2 separate regions of the Homo sapiens genome follow, and region 2 is linked to region 1. A link is a loop called in an ENCODE intact Hi-C map of the cell type or tissue named here. Cell type or tissue: transverse colon. All regions are shown on one strand. Each heading gives the region's core, and the rest is flanking DNA. Links, peaks and the distances in the headings are about the cores only.

Region 1 (8,462 bases), core at 89-8,088:
CTGCTTTCTCTTGTGGGCATTTAGTGCTATAAATTTCCCTCTACATACTGCTTTGAATGTGTCCCAGAGATTCTGGTATGTTGTGTCTTTGTTCTCGTTGGTTTCAAAGAACATCTTTATTTCTGCCTTCATTTCGTTATGTACCCAGTAGTCATTCAGGAGCAGGTTGTTCAGTTTCCATGTAGTTGAGCGAGTTTCTTAATCCTGAGTTCTAGTGTGATTGCATTGTGGTCTGAGAGACAGTTTGTTATAATTTCTGTTCTTTTACATTTGCCGAGGAGAGCTTTACTTCCAGGTATGTGGTCAATTTTGGAATAGGTGTGGTGTGGTGCTGAAAAAAATGTATATTCTGTTGATTTGGGGTGGAGAGTTTTGTAGATGTCTATTAGGTCCGCTTGGTGCAGAGCTGAGTTCAATTCCTGGATATCCTTGTTAACTTTCTGTCTCATTGATCTGTCTAATGTTGACAGTGGGGTGTTAAAGTCTCCCATTATTAATGTGTGGGAGTCTAAGTCTCTTTGTAGGTCACTCAGGACTTGCTTTATGAATCTGGGTGCTCCTGTATTGGGTGCATATATATTTAGGATAGTTAGCTCTTCTTGTTGAATTGTTTCCTTTACCATTATGTAATGGCCTTCTTTGTCTCTTTTGATCTTTGTTGGTTTAAAGTCTGTTTTATCAGAGACTAGGATTGCAACCTCTGCCTTTTTTTGTTTTCCATTTGCTTGGTAGATCTTCCTCCATCCCTTTATTTTGAGCCTATGTGTGTCTCTGCACATGAGATGGGTTTTCTGAATACAGCACACTGATGGGTCTTGACTCTTTATCCAATTTGCCAGTCTGTGTCTTTTAATTGGAGCATTTAGTCCATTCACATTTAAAGTTAATATTGTTATGTGTGAATTTGATCCTGTCATTATGATGTTAGCTGGTTATTTTGCTCATTAGTTGATGAAATTTCTTCCCAGCCTCAATGGTCTTTACAATTTGGCATGATTTTGCAGTGGCTGGTACCGGTTGTTCCTTTCCATGTTTAGTGCTTCCTTCAGGAACTCTTTTAGGGCAGGCCTGGTGGTGACAAAATCTCTCAGCATTTGCTTGTCTGTAAAGTATTTTATTTCTCTTCACTTATGAAGCCCAGTTTGGCTGGATATGAAATTCTGGGTTGAAAATTCTTTTCTTTAAGAATGTTGAATATTGGCCCCCACTCTCTTCTGGCTTGTAGAGTTTCTGCCAAGAGATCCGCTGTTAGTCTGAGGGGCTTCCCTTTGTGGGTAACCCGACCTTTCTCTCTGGCTGCCCTTAACATTTTTTCCTTCATTTCTACTTTGGTGAATCTGACAATTATGATTCTTGGAGTTGCTCTTCTCAAGGAGTATCTTTGTGGCGTTCTCTGTATTTCCTGAATCTGAATGTTGGCCTGCCTTGCTAGATTGGGGAAGTTCTCCTGGATAATATCCTGCAGAGTGTTTTCCAACTTGATTCCATTCTCCCCGTCACTTTCAGGTACACCAATCAGATGTAGATTTGGTCTTTTCACATAGTCCCATATTTCTTAGAGGCTTTGTTCATTTTCTTTTTATTCTTTTTTCTCTAAGCTTCCCTTCTTGCTTCATTTCATTCATTTCGTCTTCCATCACTGATACCCTTTCTTCCAGTTGATCATGTCGGCTCCTGAGGCTTCTGCATTCTTCACATAGTTCTCAAGCCTTGGCTTTCAGCTCCATCAGCTCCTTTAAGCACTTCTCTGTATTGGTTATTCTAGTTATACATTCGTCTAAATGTTTTTCAAAGTTTTTAACTTCTTTGCTTTTGGTTTGCATTTCCTCCTGTAGCTCGGAGTAGTTTGATCGTCTGAAGCCTTCTTCTCTCAACTCGTCAAAGTCATTCTCCGTCCAGCTTTGTTCCGTTGCTGGTGAGGAACTGCGTTCCTTTGGAGGAGGAGAGGCGCTCTGCTTTTTAGAGTTTCCAGTTTTTCTGCTCTGTTTTTTCCCCATCTTTGTGGTTTTATCTACTTTTGGTCTTTGATGATGGTGATGTACAGATGGGTTTTTGGTGTGGATGTCCTTTCTGTTTGTTAGTTTTCCTTCTAGCAGACAGGACCCTCAGCTACATGTCTGTTGGAGTTTGCTAGAGGTCCACTCCAGACCCTGTTTGCCTGGGTATCAGCAGCAGTGGCTGCAGAACAGCGGATTTTCGTGAACCGCGAATGCTGCTGTCTGATCGTTCCTCTGGAAGGTTTGTCTCAGAGGAGTACCCGGCCGTGTGAGGTGTCAGTCTGCCCCTACTGGGGGGTGCCTCCCAATCAGGCTGCTCAGGGGTCAGGGGTCAGGGATCCACTTGAGGAGTCAGTCTGCCCGTTCTCAGATCTCCAGCTGCGTGCTGGGAGAACCACTGCTCTCCTCAAAGCTTTCAGACAGGGACATTTAAGTCTGCAGAGGTTACTGCTGTCTTTTTGTTTGTCTGTGCCCTGCCCCCAGAGGTGGAGCCTACAGAGGCAGGCATGCCTCCTTGAGCTGTGGTGGGCTCCACCCAGTTCGAGCTTCCCGGCTGCTTTGTTTCCCTAAGTGAGCCTGGGCAATGGCGGGCGCCCCTCCCCCAGCCTCGCTTCTGCCTTGCAGTTTGGTCTCAGACTGCTGTGCTAGCAATCAGCGAGACTCCGTGGGCGTAGGACCCTCCGAGCCAGGTGCAGGATATAATCTCCTGGTGCGCCGTTTTTCTAAGCCCGTCGGAAAAGCGCAGTATTAGGGTGGGAGTGACCCGATTTTCCAGGTGCTGTCTGTCACCCCTTTCTTTGACTAGGAAAGGGAACTCCCTGACCCCTTGCACTTCCCGAGTGAGGCAATGCCTCGCCCTGCTTCGGCTCATGCACGGTGCGCTGCACCCACTGTCCTGTGCCCACTGTCTGGCACTCCCTAGTGAGATGAACCTGGTACCTCAGATGGAAATGCAGAAATCACCCGTCTTCTGCATCGCTCACGCTGGGAGCTGTAGACCAGAGCTGTTCCTATTCGGCCATCTTGGCTGCTGCTCCTCAAAAGTTCATGCTTTTCTGTTTCACCATGGTGTCCCCAGGAGTTAGCCCAGCACCCAGTGCAAACCATCTCCCACAAAGCCACGTGGCCTTTGTGTCTCCATGGCCTCAGTGGCTCATTTGTGATGGTGAACTGCAGTGCCCAGTACACATAGTGGCAGCAGTGGTAGAAGTGCCCAGGAGGCCCCTAGGTATCCAGCAGAGATGGGGCTAGCTTAGACGAGAAACAAAAAGGCAGAGAGCACGATGGTAACTGAATAAGAGACCATGGGGATCTTTCTGAACCCTTTAGAAGGGGTGCCTATTTCGGGAAGCCGAGGTCCTGCATGCACAACTAGGGGCACAAATGAATTGATGTCAAGGGATTACCATTAAGGTTACCCTATCTTTATACAACAAAATGGGTGCAAGGTAGCAAATGCACTGCTTGCAAAGCCATCTGGTGTTTGACTATGCATTTTGTAGCTGAATATCATCAACCTCCAAATAAGTTAGTGGAATATTTCCAGATAAGTTAGTGGAATATTTCCATAGGCTAACACATACAAATATCCTGACCATTACCTGAAACCTGGAGCTTTTGTCTAACATTTTGGCTTTGTGTAACTATGTTATAATACTTCCAGTTTTATGATTTAATTTACAAGTTCAATACCTTCTACAAAGGTAGCTCTAAATGCCAGAAAACCCTAAAGAAGTGAAATGTTTTTATATTCATCTCCCCCTACCAGCCCTTGGTCAAGAATAGTTATAATTATCAGTTCAAATTATATAAAAATTATTGCTCCTGGAATTCTTTTTCATTTTTTTTGTTATTGCTGTTTAGTAAAGTCTATTTCTTCATAAATACTAAGAAAATCCAGGCCTTGGTCAGATAGTGGAATTTTAGTGGAATTCAGATTAGTGCAGTTTAATCATAAGAACCATTTACATTTTCCCATTTGTGTTAAGTTCTAGCTATTTGCCCTGCATATAGAGAATATAGAGTAGATAGCTTTCAATATCATCTTATGTGTAATTTAGTGACTTTGAGACTAGATGTGCCTGTCTGGAACAACTGTCTCATTAATCATTAGGATTCTTGGATTATTTTCTTGACCTGGTATAGTCATTGTCAGAAAAATTTTGGCAGTTGTTTAGTGCCATCTAGTGGGCACTTTCTTGTGAAAAACAAAAAACTCTTATTTAACAGAAAGGATTGTTGCATTTTATTATTTATAAAATCATGGTATGCAATATTAATTTCAGATTTTATAAATTAGGATATAATAGAGCTATCAAATGTTAGAATTGTTTACTATTGCATTAAATAACTTGTTTTTCAATTAGCTAAGAAATACATTAAGATTGCCCAAACCGCTTACACTCTTTTTTATTGAAAAAAATTGAAGTTTTCAAACCTAATTGAAAACTCCACAACACATATTTCTCATTAATTCAAAATTTTAAATTATTCTATGCAGAAGAAGTGAGTTGATAGTGCCATTAAGTGTACAAGTGTTAATAAAGAATGTAATTTCTTACCAAATTACTTAGTTTAGATAGCATATGATTTACTACAAATAAATATTTCAGGGAAATAATCTAGCATATTTTAGCATAACAATCATGATGGTATTTCTATAAAATTTTGTTCTTCATTAGTTTCAGAAACAGAATATCAGAGTATATTTTCCCATTATTAAATAAAATTTCTTTTTAAGTAATCACTTTTTCTAGCTCAACATAGAATATATGTGTGTGCTTATTGGTCAACATCATTTATTGAATAGCAGGTGCTGCGGAGTGATAAATAGATAAAAAACATCTTTGGCAATGGTGCTAGCGCGTGAGCACAGTTGAAAATATAGTGGGATGCAAAAAACTAGAGTTCACACATATTAAAATCTGAAGCCTTTCTCTTAATTGACAAGAACTTGGTAATAATGAGAGCTACGCAATGTTGAGATGACTTGTCTTGTGAGATATGGATCTCTCTTTCACTAGATGTGTTCAAACAGTAGTTGCATGATGATGATGATGACAATCATGTACCAAGAACTGTTCTCTTTCTTTTCATGAATTATATTAACCCGTTCCTAATCATGAATTATGTTAACTACCAATTCACATGGTAGTATTCATCATGTGAATATGATTAACGTGCCCTGTTCTCAACATAGCTAAGAAGATAGTCTTGCAATATTTTTTGCATATTGCAGTACGTATTCTCATGCTCAATTAGATTATTTAAATCATAAATGATAGCTTTCTCACTAATTTCCTTCAGACTCTGACAGCAGAAACAGAGGGTGAAAGACAGGGAAGCCAGCAGTGATATGATTCAATTTCCCAAGAGCCAAGTGGTAAAAGGACTTATGATAAGATTTTATTTCATTTTATGCAAATTAAATAATAAGACATTTCTTTCTTATCTGAGTCTGTATTTGCAAAATGATACCCATCAGATGGGTACTATATGTCAAAATAGAGAAGTTAAACATTTAAGTTGAAAATATTATTTGCACCGAGGTCAACTTTGATTTCAACATCTGATAGATGAGCAGCAAGGCCCTCTATTCAGGACTTTCCCACCTGTTTAGACTGAGAGGACTGAAGAAGCAGAGCAAGAAATCTGTGCTCCTGAGGCTAAGGGTCATAGTAGCATGGGCGTGCAAGGCAACAAAACAGGTTGAACAAACAAAAGAAGATGACGCGGGCTGAGCAAGGCATGTGTGTGTCAGGGGTCAGGCCAAGAGAGAGACTGTCAGCCACAAATGCCTGCTTCCAATCAGCATGATTAAGGGTCTCAGGAATGGAAGCACAGGCAATTAGAGAAGAGTTTTACCTATTTTTCACCTTCTACCCCATTAAGAGTCAGTCTTTAGCGATTCTCCTGAAAACATCTACAAAATGTAACCAGTGATATTCAAAGGCAATGACTCCCTGACGTGGACCTTGGCTGATACTAAAAACCACAGCTCAGGGAGGCACAGGAGTGGGATTGGAATGAGTTCCCTTTCATACCCATTAGCAGTTGTCTAGACTTTGAAATTTATTCATCAAAAAAAAAAAAATAGCAGCACTGTGTTTTGTTTCTAGCGGTATTAATAAAAAATATCTTCTGATACATAGTTCACAAAAATATTAGCCTATCACAGGCTGCAGAAATCTTTTTCTCCTTTCCCTGAAATAGATAATATAATTCTATGCTCTATAGCAGGACTCCTCAACCCCTGACAGTTCATGGCCTGGTAGGAACTGGGCCGCACAGCAGGAGGTGAGCCACGGTTAAGCAACCAAAGCTCAGCTCTGCCTCCTGTCAGATCAGTAGTGGCATTAGAGTCTCATAGGAGTGTGAACCCTATTGTGAACTGTGCATGTGAGTGATATAGGTTGCACCCTCCTTATGAGAATCTAATGATAAATGTAATGGGCTTGAATCATCCCGAAACCATCCTACCACCCTCCCATCAGTGGAAAATTTGTCTTCTATGAAACTGGTCCCTGGTGCCAAAAAGGTTGGGGACCACTGACCTGTAGGGAATCCTGGCTTCAAAGAGATTATTTTGGGTGGCACCAAGAGCAATCCTTGTCTTTGTTCACACAGTTGCTGGGCTATCACACCAGCATACACAGAGTTTCATCCTCCCAACTAAAATGTTGGAAGCGCTTACAGATTGGCCCGTGGTTAGCCAAGGGTGAAATAGTGTTTGCTTCTTTGTGGAAAATTTCCACTTCCTAGGCTTGGCATTTGGAGGTCTAAGTCAAGAGCATTGATTTCACAGCAGTGGGCTCTTTACTTCTAAGGCTGTGTTTTACTCATGTTGGTTTGTCATTGGATGGGCTCCCAGTCTCACTTGAAAGCATTTCTGCTGAAAATAATAATAATCTTGGCAGAGCATAGACTAATATGGCTTTTAAAGATACATCTCCAATCTCTCCTACACCATGTCTTCTCTGATTCTTGCAGCCAAAAGTGGCCACTCCTTCCTCTAAATGTCCATGCAAATCTGTTCGTACTTCATATGTCATTCACCACATTCTAGTTATATTATACCACAGTATAATTACTTTTTAATATAGCATAGTGTTTAAGTCTGATTAAAAAACTTGGGCTCTGAATTCATAGATATTTGGGTTTGAATCTTTGCTCAGACACTTGCAGGTTATGTGACTTTGGACATGTTGCCTGACTTTGTCTCACCTGTAAAATGGGGATAAAGAGAGAATGTAGCCCTCAGAGTAGCTGTGGGAATTAATGAGAATTAAGCATCTAGCACAGAATAATTGCCCAATAAATATTAACTTTTATTATCTTCTCTCTAATTAACCTATAAGCTTTTTTTTTAAGAGCAAAACACATGTTTTATTCAACAGTGTACTAGTCTAGTAGCCCATGGCATAGTGTCTTACACAAAGTAAGCACTCAAAAGTAATTTTGAATGGATAAGAGAATGGCGAGGCCTCGAGATTATGAAACATGAAAAGGAGACAGGAAGAGAAGCTCATGAAGGAGCCTGTATTAGTCCATTCTCTCATTGCTGAAAGGAACTACCTGAGTCTGGGTAATTTATGAATCACTTGAACCCGGGAGGCAGAGGTTGCAGTGAACCAAGATTGTGCCATTGCAATCCAGCCTGGGTGAAAGAGTGAAACTCTGTCTCAAAAAAAAAAAGAAAAAAAAGAAAAGAAAAATAACTTGTCCAAGGTCACATTGTTATTAACAAGCAGAATTGAGCTTTGAGTGAAGTACTTGTTCTATGACACTCTCCATCCAACTAAACTTTGCCTTCCATATTTGTTGGCTTATTTTGTCCTGGGAAGGACTGTGTTTCTAGAGCACAGACTTTTCTCACCTTGTCTGAGTCCTTAACATCAGCCTAAGGGATGCTGTGTCACACAAGGCCTAACATGGTCAGTCAGATTACTCAAGGTCTAATTTGGACGGCTGCATGCTTAATCTATTCAATCCTGTGCTTAATAGGCCATTAAAAGGGCTGACAACACAGTCCCCAGAATGCCTTGGAAGATTCATTAGTCACACACAGGGGCTGCTTTTGTGCTTCACACAAACAAGGCCATCTGAGAAAGCAAAAGAGGATAACATTTTAAATCCTCTATTCCTACACTTCATTTTTTTGTTTGCTTTTACCTTTTGCTGATTTTCCCTTCGGACATAGGGAACTTTTTTCACATTCTTTAGATCCTAGGCTCTGCCCCAAATTTATCTCTGCCAGAATTCACCTAGGTATACATTCAAGGAAAGAACTAAAGTGAAATATGATGAGCAGTTTCTAAGTACTTTAACTGATATGGTGTATAACAAGTATTTTGAGAGAGATCTAAATTTAAAAAAATACACCTAGCATATTATGTTATGCTACTTCATTAAAAATTAGAGACAAAATTGAATTCCTATTTATACACGCATACTGTATCTCTCATA
Region 2 (8,462 bases), core at 332-8,331, 310 kb after region 1:
TGATCTGTATTAGGCTTTGGCTTAAGAGAATGTTGTGGCTGGTTTGAACTTCTATCCAGATCACTAAAACTCTTCATATCATCAATAAGGCTGTTTCACTTTCTTATCGTTCATGTGTTCACTAGAGTAGCACTTTAAATTTCCTTCAAGAACTTTTCTTTTGCATTCCTAATTCGGCTAACCATTGGTGCAAGAGGCTGAGCTTTCAGCCTATCTTGGCTATTGACATGGCTTCCTCACTAAACTTTGGCTTTAAATGGGAGACCTGCAACTCTTCTTTTCACTTGCACACTTGAAGGCCATGGTAGGGTTATTAATTGGCCTATTTTCAATATTGTTGTGTCTCAAAGAATAGAGAAGCTAGAACAGTCAAGACACACAACATTTATCACTTAAGGTCACTGTCTTCTATAGATGTGATTCATTGAACCCAAAACAATTGTAATAGTAACACCAAATGTGACTGATCACAGATCACCATAACAGATACAGTAATGAAAAAGTTTGAAATATGGTGAGAATTATCAAAATATGACACAGAGACACAAAGTGAGCACGTACTGTTGGAAAAATCGTGCCTATAGACTTGCTCGACACAGGGTTGCCACAAGCTTCAATTTGTACAAAACACAGTAACTACGAGATACAATAAAGCAAAGCACAAGAAAACGAGGCACACCTGCACTTATATCAAGCCACTTTCCTTGAAAATGAAGGCTATAGGATTTAAGAAAGCAATCCTAAGGAAATGTTATTCTCTATGGCACTTAATGATTTTAGAAGTATATTAAACAATTTCTTAAAGGGTCTTTTCCAACTTTGTGTTTGGTAAACTTTTGTGTGATGGAAAAACGTGTCCAAAGCGAAGATTCAATGGACTCACACATTTCAATCATTTACCTTACATTGGATGGCCAACAGGCTCTCTGTAAGTGGTGTGTTATTTTTGTCAATGGGGTTTCCATTCAGATGGTTTCCCGGGAGCAATGACACAGGAGTGGGGAGGGTAAAGGCAGGGCTAAGGGTTCAGGAAAAGGAAAAATCACACAGTACAGCTAGCCTGGGAACTAGTCCATCTGTGGTCAAAGAACAGCCAGGGGCTCCTACCAGGTGACTAATCTATGGTCAGCCCATGTCTTCAAGTTTAGGGTCAGGCTATTGTTTCAAGCAGCATTGTTGAATAAGGCAGCCAGGATCCACCTGGGACAGGTGAGCTGCTCTAACCCTCAGAAAGGCTGACTTGGATTTTGCCACATGGCAGCAGCCATTTTCCAAGAGAACAATCCCCAATGCAAAGCATTTTTAATTTGTTTTTATTTTTGTTTAGTGCTGTTGTTGTTGCTTTGTTTTATTTATTTTTTAAATTGGCAAGTAAAACTTGTATGTATTTATTGTGTATAATATGTTTTGAAATACTGTAGATATACATTGTGGAATGGCTAAATTGAGCTAATTACCGTATGCATTACCTCACATACTTATCTTTTTTTTTTTTTTTTTTTTTTTTTTTTTTTTTGCAGTGAGGGCACTTAAATCTACTCTCTCATCAATTTTCAAGAACACAATACTTTACTATCAACTACCATCACCATGTTGTACTATAGTTCTCTTGAACTTACTCCTCTTATCTGGCTGAAATTTTGTATCCCCTTCAAGCCTCTGCTTCTGTAACATTTACCAATGTCTCATTGGACAAAGCAAACCACATGGCCAAGCCCAGAGTCAATGCAGGGGGCGGCCACACAAAGACATGGATACCAGGAGGCATAAAACTGTCAGATTTTACCATCATAATTTACCACAGTTAGCCATGTCAGGTAATGTACTGACTAGAGAGCAGGATATAAGCAGGGGAATAGTAGGAAATACTACATGAAAAGTAAATCACCATTATATTTTGGGAGGCTTGAAACTCCATGGTGAGAAATATACATTTAATTTGTCAGGTTCATAAGGAACCACTGAATGTTTGCAGTAGAAAAGTTCAATATGTGTAGGCCAGGTTAGTTGTTTTTTGTTTGTTTGTTTGTTTTGTAGTTTTTGAGACAGGCTGTTGCTCTGTCACCCAGGCTGGAGTGCAGTGGTGTGATCTCAGCTCACTGCAACCACCACCTCCCAGGTTCAAGTGATTTTCCTGCCTCAGCCTCCCGAGTAGCTGGGACTACAGGCATGTGCCACCACGCCCAGCTAAATTTTGCATTTTCATTACAGACAGGGTTTCACCATATTGGCCAGGCTGGTCAACTCCTGACCTCAAGTGATACGCCCGCCTCAGCCTCCCAAAGTGCTGCTGGAATTACAGGCGTAAGCCACCGTGCCCAGCCTAAGCATCTTGATTTTAAATAAACACACCTAAAAGAGCATAGTCTAAAGTGTCCAGCTTCAGTTCTTTTCAAGAAAAGTGAGGACATAAACATACTTGGGAGGAAATCTAAGTACAGGACACTTCTAGATTTTCATTGATTTTTCGAATCCATTGTTTTCTTACCATTTCCTATTTGGGGAGCAAAATCTTTTTTAGCAATTTATCCTTGGGTCCTTTTCAAAGCATTCAACTTATTTTTCATAAAAACAATTATTCTTTTTTGTCCTACTTCATCAGTTCACAAGATATTCAAGTAAATTATAAAACTAAAATGTAGAGTAGAACTGGTACACATCAGTTTGGGGAAAGCATGTAATTGATGGTTAATAAACACACAACCCAGTCATGTGAGAAGAGGATCTGGGGTTCCAGAGAGTTAGCGTACTAGCTGTGGGATCCAGAGGCAGTGAGCATCACTCACAGATGTTATCAATGGCATCCATGCCATGGACACTAGAGATTAATTTCAGAGAGCCAGTTAAATGGGAATCAGATGAAGAGTTTCTTTTGTAGATTTTGTGCTAGCTTGAAGGATAGCAGGATGGTAACAAATTGGTAGTGCTGTGAAACATGTTTACTGGCTATTTGAAAGATCATTAATTAGCAATATTAAACCATATGGGGTTTTGTTTAGGTTTTTGGTTGTTGTTGTTTTACATGTACAAGTCATTTATTTAGTAAACTTAAATTCCAGTGTGTACTCTAGGTAAACTTTCTTCTTTTATTTCAAATTTCCTGTAGCCTTCTTTTCCATCATTACCACATGTGTTACAATGTTTATTTATTGTCTGTTTTCTATTAGAATCTAGGAGCAGTTGTGGGGTCAGAGACTATGCCTATTTGGATCACTATTGAATTTCTAAGGCCCACATCAGAGAGTCAATAAATATTTGTTTAATGAACAATTATATACAGTATTTTGTCCTTTCTAGGGCCAAGTTTCCAGTTATTGGCAACTATAATAGTTCTAAACCATCTGTTTACTAACAGTGTGCTTTCTGCAAAACAAACAGATAAAACCCCATTATATAACATTTACAGATATTTATGTCTTATCACAAGGTGATTTTCAATATAATTGGAAGGGTATGCTGAGACAATCCTCCTCAATAATCTGTGTTGTAATCAATATGCCTCCTTTCCTACTATGGAGCCCCCTACCACTAAGAACAACAGACATTTAAATGTTGCTTTAAAATATGACTTTGAAAATGCTAATTTTATAATAAGCCTGAGGTTAATTTCCAGGCAGTAGCTGGATCATTAATGACAGTTTTAATTAAAAAGTAAAAGCTTAACATGTGTAGTGATCAGTAATATATCATTATTTTACTATAGACAGTAAGAATTCATAAGAAATGCCTATAGACAGAACTTGTTCTGGAACTTTATTTGTTAATATCAACTATTTACCCTTTTATTTTATGCTTTTAATAAATATAAATGAACAATAAAATGTATCATGGCATTCTCAAAGACCTCTCAATCATGTACCAAAATATTTATTATATAAGATAACATAACATTTTATCATACAAATCTCTCATGTGTCTTTATAGCGGTTTTATTATCTAACTGTGCTCCACATAACAATCCCCTCTTCAGGCTGGAGTTCTTCAATCCTAATTCACATCACTGGGAACCTTTTCTTACCACCTCTCTTCCTCGTCCACAAATTCTTATATTTTTACTCCTTGCTGTCACATAACAGTTGCATCCCAAAGCCTCCTTTTATGTCAGAGTCATCCATTTATTCTTCCTTCATTCCTTATCTACATTTCTCCAAAAAAACACACTTTAAAGGAATAGCAAGGAAAGTAAAGTATATGTTCATTTTAGAGAGATTACTTTGAATTTTCTGAAAAATCCCAGCCTGGTAGAACACAAGGTTTGTGTCCCATGTGCGGTTGCTGGCATTTTTGGTTTTGGGGTCTGCATCGAGACTTTGATTTAAGAACATAAAATGCATAAGAAAAAAAAAATTTTATCCTTTCTTTCCCCAAGTCGTTAATATGATGCCAAATGACCAGGTCATGCAATGAGATTTTTTTTGAATCGTGACAAACATCTAAATCCTTCATCCTTTGTCAGGTAATCAATGTGTTAAAACATTTAAAAATCAAATAGGAGCATAAGAATAAAAAACAGAGAAATCCTCAAGTGTGATATTTAACATCATATTGTTCGTATGATACAAGGATAACCATTCAAACAATGTGAATAACAAATATGTTATTTTTAAAACAAGAGCCCACTAACTGGAGCTTTTTTTTTTTTTAGTTGAAATAATGACTGTAGCGAATCTGGTTTTGTTTATGATAAAATTGTTAAGTATCAGATAAGGTGAATGTGGTTTTTCAGGATCCCTGTTAGAAATTTAGACAGTGCGGACAGTAAATATGACAACATGTTGCCACCTAGTGGACATTTCATAAAACGTCTAGACATCCAGGTTCCTGAAACAGTGTACGTATTTAGGATCCTGGAGTAGGGCTGAGGGGATCTTCTTAGATATTGTCTGTAGGGCTGTCTTGTTTCACACGATTAGTCTTGGCTCTAGATGTATCAAAATTTTAACTGTAAACTCAAGGACTGAAATCAGAATGTAAAATGCCTAACGTTTATTGAGCATCTATTTTGTACTAAGCTGTGTGCTAAAAGCTTTAGCTGGATTATCTCATATGAGCCTCACAGCAACCCTGTTACTACATAACCACCCGCCCTTCCTGCAGATTAAGAAACCAAGGCAGGGGCCGATTAAGTGACTCACCCAAAGTCACTGGGCCCCAAGCTGTGGAACTGAGGCATGAATGGACTACCTGCCTTCGGAGCCCAGGTCCTCGTCGGAGCAGAAACCTTCCTCAGTTTATCACAGGCAAAACATTGGGACTGGACTTCACTGTATTAAATATGGCACGTTGGGGGTGGGGGGTGATATTAAGTTCTTTACTGAATGCGTATGATCCTCGGAAGTGGCTCTAGGCTTCCAAGAAAGAAAACAAGAGGGCCAGTGTGTCCTCTCTGCTAGACTGAAGACAGCAGACACTCTTGTGGGGGGGATCTGGGCAGCTCACTCCTTTACTCCTGCCTGACAAAGCATTGCCCATTTCCAGACTCGAACTTCAGTGGTCACTGTTTAAAGGATAAAACACTGTGATCTGGGAGGGCAACCCAGAAGCTGTGAATATTTGATCTAATTAACCTATTTCTGCCTGTCATTTCTGAGAAGGACCAGCACCTCTTGATGCAGTAATAGAAAGAGTTGTACTAAGAACTAGTAAATAAAAGAATTGTCCACAAAATTGGAGCTGGAATTTGCACATGGAATGAAGAAAAGAGAGATTGTACTTTCCTCCAGTGCTCCGCCACCCATATGCCCAAGCTTGAATTCGTAGTTATATTACAATGAATATTTCAGTCATTTAAAAGCTCCTTACCCTCTCCATAAGCCAACCATTCTGCCCATACAGGCTCCTAAAGATGCCAAAAGGGCATTTTTAAAAGTCTCTGGGCCCTCTGATGCTAGCACGATTCCAGGATCATGGTATTTATTCAATAAATGATTGTTGGATGACTAAAATGCAACTCGGGATATCTAAAGTTAAATCCCTAAATATACAATTTAATGGTATGCTGGGCTTCACAAGTCCATTTTTGCTTAGCATTTGAAATGATGTAGGTGATGCTTTCCAAGATTTTGTGATATTGACTGGTAATTTATATCACCAAACAAAATTCGCAATTTGGAAATAAATAACTGGGTCTATCCTGATGAGGAATAATTACACTATATATACAAAATTTTAGGTTAATAAAATGGAAATGTAATTTAAAGGAGAAATGAAAACAAACAGACGTTAAGAGTCACCAACCTTCTTGGAAATCAGAAATCTGTGAATCTCCGGATATGCTTATATTCTTTGAAAAGAAGAGTCTAGTTTTTCCACTGAATCCACAAAGCTAGATTCTAGTATTCCTTAATACAGGAAATCTCTGTTTGAATATCTAGCAGATTGCTCAACCTTAACATGTTTGAATTGGAACTCCTATTCTTTCTGCCATGTTCTCTTCCTCCCAGTTTTCCCACCTCAGGGAAGGACAACTCCCTGCTTCTAGTTCTCAGGCCCAAAGCCTTGAAGTCATTTTGACTTCTCTCATGCACCACATCCCACCCATCAGCAAATTATTTTGGCTCTTCCTTTAATGTATACCAAGAACCCACCCTTTCTCACAGCACTGTGGTTGGGCCATCCCGTGTCACCTGGATTCCTGCAGTGGCCTCCACACCATCCCACCCCCAGCAGCCCATCCTAGGAAGAGGCATGACCTTGTAGTTTTGACGTAGATACTTTTAAGAATGTGACTCAGCTATCAGAGTGTGGCGGCTTTCATGCTCAAAGCCCTCCAAGGGCTCCCATTTTTTCTCCAAGGACGAAGTACCCATAATGGCCTTCATGGCTTTAGACAGTTTTGACCCCGCTACCTCTCTGACTTTTCTTATTACTCTTCCACGCCTGTCCCCACCTTGTTCTTGGTCCACACTGGCCTGTGCATTTCTTTAGACAGGAGGCAAGATCCCATGTCAAAGCCTTTACTCAAGCAGCTTCCCTTTCTGCCTCTCTTCCTCGCACCTCCACAGAAATTTCTCACCTCTAAGCCTTTCTTTAAATGTCATCTTTAAATTGTAACTGTCCCCCAACCTCCCCTGAGGCACTCCCCATGCCCCTTACTCTAGTTATTTTTCACTTTCCAATAGCATGTGTGATCTTTCAGCATATTATATGATTTACTTAGAATGCTTATTGACCATTATCTCTCTCCTTCTACTGTAAGCTTTCAGAATAGAGGAAGTTTTTTTGTGTTTTGTTCACTGATATAGTTCTAATACCCAAAAGAGTGTCAGACACACAGTAGTCACTAAATAAATATTTTTGCATGAATGAATAGATCAGTCCAGCCATTCAAGACATTTTAATAGATACAAATGGCATCATATCTCAAATAGGAATTACACTACTTTTAATTGTGCTGATTTTCTTATTTCCCCCAAGTTACCTAAAAATATAGTGTAACTGGCATGCCCACTTTAATAAAACATGCCATGTGCGCTTCATTTTACTTCTGACTAATCATTTGAGTCTTAAAAAGAATTTCCTGGCCAGGCTCGTGGCTCACGCTTATAATCCCAGTACTTTGGGAGGCTGAGGTGAGTGGATCACGAGGTCAGGAGATCAAGACCATCCTGGCCAACATGGTGAAACCCCATTTCTACTAAAAATACAAAAAGTACCTGGATGTGGTGGTGCATGCCTATAGTCCCAGCTACTCAGGAGGCTGAGGCAGGAGAATTCCTTGAACCTGGGAGGTGGAGGTTGCAGTGAGCCGAGATTGCGCCACTGCACTCTAGTCTGGGTGACAGAGTGAGACTCCATCTCAAAAAAAAAAAAAAAAAAAAAATCAAAGGACTTGAGGCTCATAGTCTTCTTGCAGCCAGCCCATGACTTATATATACATCACCCTTTTGTGGTATGTTTGTCCTTCACAAGCATCCAACAGAGACATCCTCTCCTCTCCTGTCTCCTCAGATTTCTCTTTAAATAACTTCATTTCCTTTGAAACCTGCCCTGATCCCACAGTTTAAATTCATTTCAATTCAATAAAGAGAGTTAAGAAAGGCCTGTGTCATAAAGAGTATGATTTACTCTTATGTTGAGCCACAAAACTGATACAAACTTGTAAACTAAAGGCCTGGCTCTTAAGAATTTATGATACAGTTGGACCAGCATGCATGAGCCCACAGTAAACAGGACAAGATAGAGTGGATTTGGAGCTAAATCCAATGGTGTAGACACGGAGCGCTAGGGAGGAAAAGTACAGCGATTAAGGAGACACAGTTCCTGCCCTGAAAATTAGCCACTGCCCCAGTGGATTTTGGAATTGCAGTGCTAGTAAATCACGTTTAAGTCTAAGCTAAAAACACCATTCCTCCATGAGGCCTTGAGTTGTTTCTCCAGCCTCAGATACAACTGTGCCCTGAATTCTTAGAACACTCAGAATCTGTACCACATAATTGAACATGTAATTGTATTTTTTCTAG

The links. A loop is a pair of places that touch in the nucleus more often than their neighbours do. Peaks named below come from ENCODE experiments on the same cell type or tissue, not always from the same donor. Only the 100,000 strongest peaks of a DNase experiment are listed, where the experiment ranks them.
Region 2: a loop joins it to region 1, with 4 times the contacts of the local background. A loop is called at or near these places in 89 of 110 quality-filtered maps.

The regions. Positions count from the first base shown.
Region 1 is chr18:54,667,304-54,675,765 of GRCh38, forward strand. No RefSeq gene overlaps it. Among named protein-coding and RNA genes, the nearest start is that of DYNAP, 80 kb to the left of the region's middle. In transverse colon, for the core only: a CTCF peak has its summit at 4,176 (motif pointing left); a DNase peak (open chromatin) is centred at 5,708; H3K27ac peaks cover 1,152 bases.
Region 2 is chr18:54,978,485-54,986,946 of GRCh38, forward strand. No RefSeq gene overlaps it. Among named protein-coding and RNA genes, the nearest start is that of CCDC68, 23 kb to the left of the region's middle. In transverse colon, for the core only: a CTCF peak has its summit at 4,800 (motif pointing left); no DNase peak of the experiment used is centred there.